2 separate regions of the Homo sapiens genome follow, and region 2 is linked to region 1. A link is a contact called in ENCODE Hi-C or POLR2A ChIA-PET data. All regions are on one chromosome and are shown on one strand. Each heading gives the region's core, a stretch centred on a gene start or an enhancer-like site at or near the end of the contact. The rest is flanking DNA. Distances are from core to core; before and after follow the strand shown.

Region 1 (4,571 bases), core at 1,106-3,605:
TCTCAAGTGTGGTGAGGCTGCCCTGCCAAATCTCCTGTGGTGTGAGGACTCTTGTGACACACACGCTGCAGGACCAGGGTTGGAGGGTCCCTTCACATCCTAAGGTCAGCCCTCTCTCCCAGGTTTTGTGTTTAGTGCTGGTTTGCCATTGACAGGGGCATTCTGCAAACCCAAACCAGGACCCGAGAGAGTGTGGCCCCCGCAAGAACGGGGGTTGCTGTCTTGGCTCCCTGTTTAGGGAGAGGTCTGAAGTCAGAGCTGCTGCAGCAGCCTTTTGCTTCTCCATGGTCTCCAGGCTTGAGTGATGGCCTCATCATCAGCCTTCAGGGATGATCTGACTCTCTAGACACTCCTGTGGTGTGCAGGAGCCATGCGGCTCTGATGCGGGTCCTGCCAGCATGATGCCAGTGAGGCCCAGGTATATTGATGAATGCCCAAGTGGGCAGATGAGGGCTTCCCAGCAAATGGATATCTGTGGGTCAGGGTGGAAACCGTGGAGGAAGGAGGCAGGTAGGGCCTTCTCTGGTTGCTATGGGCTGGACCTGGGAGAAGGCTAGGTGTATTGCAGAGGGAGAAGGGGTTTCTCATTCTTTCATTCGACAAACACTTCCTGAGCATCTTCTCTAGGCCTTGTGCACTAGGGATTCAGAGTAAACAAGATAGACAAGAATCTTTGCCCTCATGGAGCTGACATTATCATTAGGAGGGACACACGAGACAAATCAGTAAAATATAGAATATGTTCAATGGTGATAAACAGTAAGGGGGAAAAAGAAGGCAAGGCAGGCAGAGGAAGACTGCAGAAGTTGAGATTTTAGATGGGGTGGCTAAAGGGGACCTCATTTAGAAGAAGTGTGATAAAAGACCTGAAGAAAGCAAGGGAGTGGGCCGCGAGGCTCTTGGAGGGAAGGATACTCCTGGCTGGGGAAGAGCAGGTGGAAAGGCATGGAGATGGGGCATGCCTGGAGAGGGTAGGAGGCCAGCACAACTGGGACTGTGTGAGCAAGTGGGAGAGTGCAGGAAGGAGGTCGGAGGCTAAGAGGGAGCTGGACTCGCAGGACCACCTGGAATGCAGGAGAGACTCCACTGGGAGCCCAGGGAGGGCTCTGTGCAGAGTCGCAAGTTCTGCCTTAGACTGGAGGAAGATCATTTTGGCTCCTCTGTTGAGAACAGGGTGTAGGGACAAGGCCAGTAGGGGAGACCAGTTGGGAGGAGACCACTGCAGTCATCAGATGAGGGGGAGGCACTGCACCTTTGTTCTCTACTGTGTCCCAGCCTATGGCATGCATCCTGGCATGGAGCAGGAACTCGATAAATATTTGTTGAATGATGTGTGCTTTAGTCATGTCCAAGTACCAGTTTTCAGACTCATGCTAGGTAGGCTATATGGGGAAGGTGCAGAAAAACAGATCCCAGGCATTGCAGCTGGGGATCCTGATCCAATAGGCTTCTGATGGGAAAGTTGAATCTGGATTTTTAGCACAGCCTGCAGGTAATTTTGGACAGGCAGGGACTGGCCTTCTGTGTCAGTTAGGGATGATTTTGGTTGCAAGTAACAGAGACTGACCAACAATGGTTTAAACAAAGAGGGATTTATTTTATTTACAAGAATTCTGGAGAAGGATGGCGGCTGGTATTGGCTTGGTGAAATAATGATAGGGTCAATGACTCTGTGATTCTCTTGGCCTTTTTGTCATGGTAGCAAAGTGGCTGCTGTGGCTCCAGGCATCACACCCTCAATCAAGGTAGGAAGAAGAGGCCCAGGGAGGTGTTAGCCATGCCTGTGTCTTTTATTGGAAAAGCTTTCCCAGAAGCCCAGGTAGACTTCCTCTTCAATTTCATTGGCCACACCTGATCACATAGCCATCCTAAGCTGCAAAGGAGACTGGAACAGTGAAAATCTGGATTTACAGCCTCCACAGTTGGAGTGGCTGGAGATACAGAGTTGGGACGACCCCTGAAAAGTGAACCAAGGTCGTCTGCACGGCTGCCCTGGAGGGCGTGGTGCTTGAGGTCCCTTCTACCTCTGGGGCTTCATGGAATGACTTGTTGCCTCCATGGAGCACCTCTGGGGACCACTGGGTGAATCCCCAGGCATTCCCTTGGAGAGCCCTCGTCCATCTGAGACCCTCTGTCTTGCTTCTCTTCACATGTCTGAACAACACATGGACCCGAGGGCTGCTTCTTTGGGGAAGTGGTGATCTTTATTTTAGGGATTGTGCATCTTCAGTGTAACCCTCACCTGGCAGACATTAAACAGCGTAAACACATTCTCAGCACGCCAGTCACATTCAGGAGCCTCTTGGAGCTTGACTTATACACACGCACACAGGCGCAATATCTGCATTTACAGCCCTGTGCTGGCAGCACACACAGGAAAAGCACGACTTCAGTCACCCTCAAACCACCCAGTTATGAGTAAGACCAGAACAATCCCTTTCCTCCGACAGTCCCACGTTTGCTTCCAGGAATCAAAGAGCATGCCAGTGGCAGCTATCTGTGGCAGTTTTGGGAAAGTGAAAGGAGATGCTATTCCAGCACTGCTCTGTCACCTTAGATGATGGGTTTAGGAAGCCAGAGGCAGGGATTTCAGGGGAAAAGAAACAGGCCTGGTTTATTCTCTAATTCTTTAAAAATGGGATAGGAGCAAAAGGTTAAAATATGTGGGTCTCACACAGGAAAGGCCTTCTGAAGAAGAAAAATGGGTGAATTCACTGGAGTTGGCCCAGCTAGGGGTTGGGTCTCAGGTGACAGAGGCCGGGGATTCAGACTCAAAGGGGCCAGTCCATAAAGGTGGCAGTGGGGTCTTCAAACCACTGTTTCTATTCCAGAAGCCTACTGAAAATCATTGTATATTTGCTTTCCATAAGACTAGGAAAAAGTAAAAAAAAAAAATTTTTTTTTTTTTTTTTTTTTTTTTGGCTAGAATTGCATCGTAACAGTGTGGTCACACTGGTAAGAAATGCAGATTGGCAATCATGTACATCTCTGATTAAAACAACACTCACATAACCAACACAATTTGCTAGGCCAAAGTCTTCACGGGCAATCCCTGGGGTGGGAGTCTGGGATGGGGTGGATAATGAAGGATACCTGGGGTTGCAGAAGTGGGGTGGGAATCCCTGGGGCATCAGTCCACAGGAGGTGGGGGCCAGCGATGGCTTCAGGGGTGATATTTCCAATATATATCAGCCCTGGGCACTCTCGCCCTGCTGCTCACAGCATGGTCCTCACACCAGCAGCCTCCGCCTTACCTGGGAGCTTGTTAGAAATGCAGGATCTCCCAGATCTATTGAGTTAGAAGCTGTATTAACAAGATCCCCAGTGATTTTTATGCACAATCAAGTTTGTGAGGCACCGCTGCAGACTTCTGAGTGCAGGAATGCGGCAGCCCTGGGTAGGTGTGGTTAGAAGGCCTGGACGGGGAGGCTGTGCGGAGGGGATGATGAAAGCATGGGTGAGGGGAGAAGACCCTAAACAGCTGTCTTTGTTAGTCCCCGCCCACCTGGCCGGGATGCCAGCAACAAGGCCATCTGCAGTCTGCCCTGCCCTTCCTCCCCTCAGTGGCTTTGAAGGCAGGTGTCCTTGAAGCTAAGCTCTGCTGGCTGCAGGTAAAACCACAGGTGGGGGAGTTCTCTGAGACCTAGGAGCTGGGGTGTACGGAGAAGCGGGGCCCTGGGGAGCCTCGGAGATTCCTGGTGGGAAGGCCTGGGCAGAACAGAAGGCTTGTCAAGTCAGAGGGCCACCTCTTCCTCCTCAATTCTGCCAGAGAAAGCTCCTGTGCTGGGCTCTGAACCCCTTGCAGGGAGGGGTGCAGGTTATCCCTCTTGGAGCAGGAGGGCTGGGTGCTTGGAAGGAAAACCTAGGAGCTTAGGGGCCCCAGCCTCCCAGGGAGAGCCAGGCCCTCTGGGGTGACACATTTCTACAGAAGCAGGTGGGAACATCACAGACGTCCCAGGGCCTGGGGCCCAGGGCTGCCAGGTACAGAAGGGCTGAAGGAGGCTGTCCAGGCCAGGGTGGGCAGTGGCCTGAGCCCGGCAGCTGGCCCTACAGCTCTCTCTCTTCGCTGGTCAGTGTGGCAATTCTCCGCAGGTTTTCCCTGACTTTAATAAACTCGGGGGCGTGATCCTCTTCCTTCTCTGGTGGTTTTTCCAGCTGAAGGAGGGAGAAGCAGAGAGTGAAGTGGGTGGAGCTAGGGGGATTCCTACTCTGAAAACCTGTGGAGTTTGGACCAAGGGCCCACTCAGTGGGGAAACAGAACCAACCTGGGGATGAGTTTTGCTATCAGCCTGGTAGCTGGGGCACAGAGCATGAGACTGAGTTCTCCTTGTGCAGCCTGGTTCAAATCACTCACCCCCTCTGGGCCTCAGCTTCCCCATCTCTAAAATGGGAATGCCACCTGGCTCACAAGACAGTTATAAGAATGAAATCAGAATCAGCATGCAGTACACTGGGCCAGTGAGGAAGCTGAGGTTCAGGGAAGCCACTCGCCCTAAGGACCTAGCAAAGTGAATGGCAGAGGGAGGACTCAGGCCAGGAGTGGACTCTTAGTCCAGTGCTCTGTCTGCTGA
Region 2 (4,085 bases), core at 261-2,760, 3.0 Mb after region 1:
AGCAGGGACACGTTTAAAACACAAGAACCATGCGCGGTGGCTCACGCCTGTAATCTCAGCACTTTGGGAGGCTGAGGCAGGCGGATCACAAGGTCAGGAGTTCGAGACCAGCCTTGCCAAAACGGTGAAACCCCGCCTCTACAAAAAAAACCAAAATAAAACAAAAAACAAACAAAAAAAACCACCAAAAAAATAATCAGCCGGGCGTGGTGGCGGGCGCCTGTAGTCCCAGCTACTCGGGAGGCTGAGGCAGGAGAATCGCCCGAACCCGGGAGGCGAAGGTTGTAGTGAGCCGAAATCGAGCCACTGTACTCCAGCCTGGGCGACGGAGCGAGACTCCGTCTCAAAACAAAACAAAACAATCCCACGTCAAGATCGCTTTGAAACACAGGCAGAAAAATTAGGCAAAAAATGTCAAACGGCTAATTACCTTGGCTCAGTTACACATTTACTCGAAAGCCCGCCTCCCCCACTTTTAGCCCCAGCGTTAAGAATGTAAAATAGGGCGCTTAGAAGTCTAAGCGATAAAGATCTTCTTACCGAGAGCCAAGGGACAAAACTCATTACAGATAAGCCTAGTCCTCCCATTTCCCCCGGACGCCTCTCCCCGATTGCTAAAGAAGCAGCCGCTCCCCGGGTAGCTGCCAGGAAATCAGTCCGGCCCCGCGGCGCTGCTTTCACCCTGCAGGGTGTAAGAGGCGCACTTCCTGCGCCCTCCCCGCGGCCAAACCGGGGTGCGGGAACCTTCTCCAGAGAAGCTGCGAGTTGGGGAAACTCCGCCACCGATCCATCGTGGCGCCGGGAAAGGGGATGCGGGGCTCGGAAGGGCTAGATTTCGCAATCCTGGGATCGACATTCCTCCCCTCCCCCACTTTCCCCAGCCTTGGACTGGGCCAATGAAAGCCCGAAAAAGAAAAAAAAAAAAAATTAAATCTCAATGTAGCCGGAGTGCAAAGGCCGCTCGGCTTTGTTTCCCGGCGGGGGAATGCGCTGTGTTGGAGGCGCGAACAGGAGCCGCAGACGGTGAGCCTCACCGCTGCAAATGCCAGGGCAGTGAAGCCGAACAGAAAACCCCATCGCTTTAAAAAGGCAGCTGTCCGCCCTCCCCCTTTCCCCTCGCCAGGGCGAGGGGCCCCTCAAGTCCGGGATCCGCGAGCTGCGCGGAGGATCTCGCCAAACCCGAGCACCGTGCGGCGTCTTTTAAGAGCTCGAACAACGGGAATCCAGCAAAAAACAAGCCGGCCCCAGAAGGCAGCCTCCCTCCTCTCTCCGCGCACGGGCTACAATCGCCCCCAGTCCCCAAACTGTCCCAGTAGAGGCCGCGCGGAGAGAGCAGAGCCGAGGGACCCAGCGCAAGGCGGGAGCCAAGCGCGGCTGCTTTAAGAACGCGGAGAGCGCGCGCCCGCCGCCAGCTGGCCCGGGCTGCGCGCCCCCGCCGCCACCGCGCGCCCCCTGTTCGCTCGCTCCTTCGCTCGCCGGCTTTAAAGTCTCTGCCAGGATCCATGCTCACATGTTACTTCCTGTATGGAGGCATGGCCAGTTTCCAGCCCCGCGCTCTTCGTTCCTTCCCAGCCTGCGCCGGAGCCACAACTTTCAGGAGCATGGACTGAAGGCGCCCTCGCCCCAGCGCCCCTCTGAGATCCTTTGTGTTTTCCTCCGTTTCCTCCGGCCGTTTCTATTTTGGGGGGCTCTCCGCTCCCCCTGCCTCTCCCCTCCCCTTCCCCTCTCGCAAACATGCCTCCTTCCTTCCCGGGGCCCTGGAAGGAGCTGCCTGCCTGAAGCCCGGAGACGCCGCGCCGCGCTCAGCCCCGCCGCCGCCCGCCGGCTCTCGGGCTGTGCTGCGCTGCCGACTCAAGTTGGGGATCCTCGGCTGCTCGCCGCCGCCGCCCGCGGTCCCTGCCTGCCCCAGGCCCGGGGCATCGCCGCCGGCCGCCGACTCCGCGCCCTGCCCGATCGGCTCTCTCCTTTTTAAACGGAAAGCAGCCTTTCTCCGCCGAGAGGATCGTCCCCAGCGTGGCTCTGCGTTCCCGGTCACTTTTTGAGATTTTCCGGGGGGCGCTCGGCGGCTTCCCGGATTCCAAGGGGACTCGGGCCGCCGAGCGCGGGGGGCCCGTGGAGCGGGCGAGCCGGGGAAGCGCCCCGGCTTAGCGGAGGCTCGCACGGAGGCAAGAACTTATTCAACAAGTTTACCTCCCTGCTTTCCTCTTTTCGATGTGCGTTTTCGGACATGCGGAGGTTACTGGAACCGTGTTGGTGGATTTTGTTCCTGAAAATCACCAGTTCCGTGCTCCATTATGTCGTGTGCTTCCCCGGTGAGTGCCGGCCGCCGAGGGGATGCGGCCCCGGCCGGCGCGCGTTGGGGATGCGGAGTTGTCGCCTGGGCGCGGAGCTCCGGCGCCCGTCCGGGAGACCCTGGAGAGGGTGGAGGGTGGCCCGGCGCCCGGATAGGAGAAAAGGATTGCTCCGCTGGCTTGGATGATGTTTAGGGAGGCAGGCTAGTGGTCGAGGAAGGTGGAGGCAGGGGCTGGCCGGGGAGGGGGCTGGGGGACGCGGGGGTCTGCTCCCGCTCCCTTTTGGGGGTCCTGGGGAGCTGGAATCGGGAGAAAGGGGGACTTGCTTTGCTGACTCGTCGCCGATCGGGAGAACTCGAGTTGTGGGGCGGTTGGGGAGACTGAGGCCATGGAAAGGATGCTTCTGTGGGTTTGGGGGGCCCGGGATGAGCCCCCTCGCTCTGGCGGGTATTGAAGGAACTCAGAAGGTGGGGGTTTGCTTTGCTGTTCTCCATCCCTTTGGGAGGGCTAGGTTTCGGGGAATGGAAGTCGGAGGCTGGCTGCGGAGGACTGAGGATGTGTGGGGAGCAGCCTGCGTTCTGGGTCGGGGGCGTCCTCCCTCTCTCTGGGGGCTGGGGCGCGGGCAGCACTTCGGTGCCGGCGTGAGGCAGCCTCCTTGGGCGCAGTGAGACGGCAGGGCGCAGGCGGTTTCGGAGAGATCCGTGTCTCCCCTAGCCCCGGCCCGTGGCCCTTTCCCTCCGCTGCTCTGCTCGATTGGATTGCCTGGGTCTGGACGCGGGGAGGGGGCGGGGGCGGTTTCGGCGGCCGGGGCGGTTTCGGCGGCCGGGTTGCTGTTCGCGCCGGGGCTGATTTTTTTCCTGTCTCGCGCGCCCTGCCTACCTTCATCTTTGCCCTTTTGCAGGCTGTTCGCGGCTGGCAGACCCAGTCTCGCTCCTTTCTGGCCAGGTTAAGACAGGAACAATACTGGCCGTTGATAAGAATAAATCACCGCACGTAACGGTGTGCGGCTCGGCGACCCTCCACTTCCAGCTCTCAGCTGGCAGTTCCCCCTCCTCTCTCCCCTGGGGAGGGCAGAGGCCAGCTGCCTCCCTCTCCTCTCTTGCAGGTCCCCCGGGCAGCAGCCCCGAGCTCCCTCGTAGCTGTCCCTTGGGGTGGAGGCCAAGTCCTGCCCTAGCCCGGGGAAGGGCTGGAAGAAGGGGTGATTTGCTTTTCATCCCTCGCTCCCCTAAGGACAGAGAATTCCCCGTTTTTCTGCCCTCTCATCCATCAACTCCTGCATACCCGGAGGTGGAGGTTATCTGAATCAAGAAAAAGAGGAATGTGCCCCGAGGTCTCCGCTCTGCCTGGTTACAGACGCCTGTCCTCGGGCGGCTGGAGCGCCCGTTTTTGGTGCAGCGGGTCCCTTAGTCCCGTCGTGCGACCCGGAGCAGGGCGCGCGGGAGCCCTCGTCGCCCTTGGGGATCCCCTCGGGGGACTGGCAGCGAATGCCCCCTTTGCAGAATCGGGGATGGCCTCGAGGGGCAGAAAGGGAAAACACCGTCTGGTATTCTGCACCCCCTTTTCTCTCTGCGCATCCTCCTGCCCGCGGAGCGGCACGGAGCTCCAGCCCAGAAACGCAGCTCGGAGGCCGAGCTAGGACGTGCGTCCACACTCACCCTGGGGTTTGCCCACTGGAGTCCTGCCTCTACGGTAGGACACTGGGGCCTGGGGTTTGCCCACTGGAGTCCTGCCTCTACGGCCTCTACGGTAGTGTAGGCCATGGGGACATCTCCCCTTAGAAACAGCTGCCTTCAT

The links. A loop is a pair of places that touch in the nucleus more often than their neighbours do. ChIA-PET counts read pairs that join two places held with the same protein, here RNA polymerase II (POLR2A).
Region 2: a map of endothelial cell of umbilical vein shows a loop between it and region 1 (5-fold over the local background). The contact joins the promoter of PTPRG here to the enhancer-like site in region 1. A Hi-C loop is called at or near these places in 1 of 168 maps with a recorded cell type or tissue (endothelial cell of umbilical vein). POLR2A ChIA-PET finds 5 or more read pairs at or near these places in 1 of 52 experiments (BJ).

The regions. Positions count from the first base shown.
Region 1 is chr3:58,562,541-58,567,111 of GRCh38, forward strand. It overlaps FAM107A (family with sequence similarity 107 member A), which reads right to left. Exons shown (of 4, transcript NM_001076778.3): 4 at 1,577-4,155. The coding sequence ends at 4,048. The region is part of intron 1 of LOC107984079 (a long non-coding RNA gene); the gene reads left to right. Among named protein-coding and RNA genes, the nearest start is that of FAM107A, 13 kb to the right of the region's middle. RefSeq lists enhancers at 1-757, 3,157-3,681, 3,682-4,205. Within about 2 kb of position 2,356, at least 2 of the 41 ENCODE cell types and tissues checked have a DNase peak (open chromatin) inside an H3K27ac peak, as active enhancers do; they include endothelial cell of umbilical vein, where a contact is called at or near this core.
Region 2 is chr3:61,560,061-61,564,145 of GRCh38, forward strand. PTPRG (protein tyrosine phosphatase receptor type G) reads left to right here and starts at 1,511. Exons shown (of 30, transcript NM_002841.4): 1 at 1,511-2,312. The coding sequence starts at 2,228. RefSeq lists an enhancer at 1-288.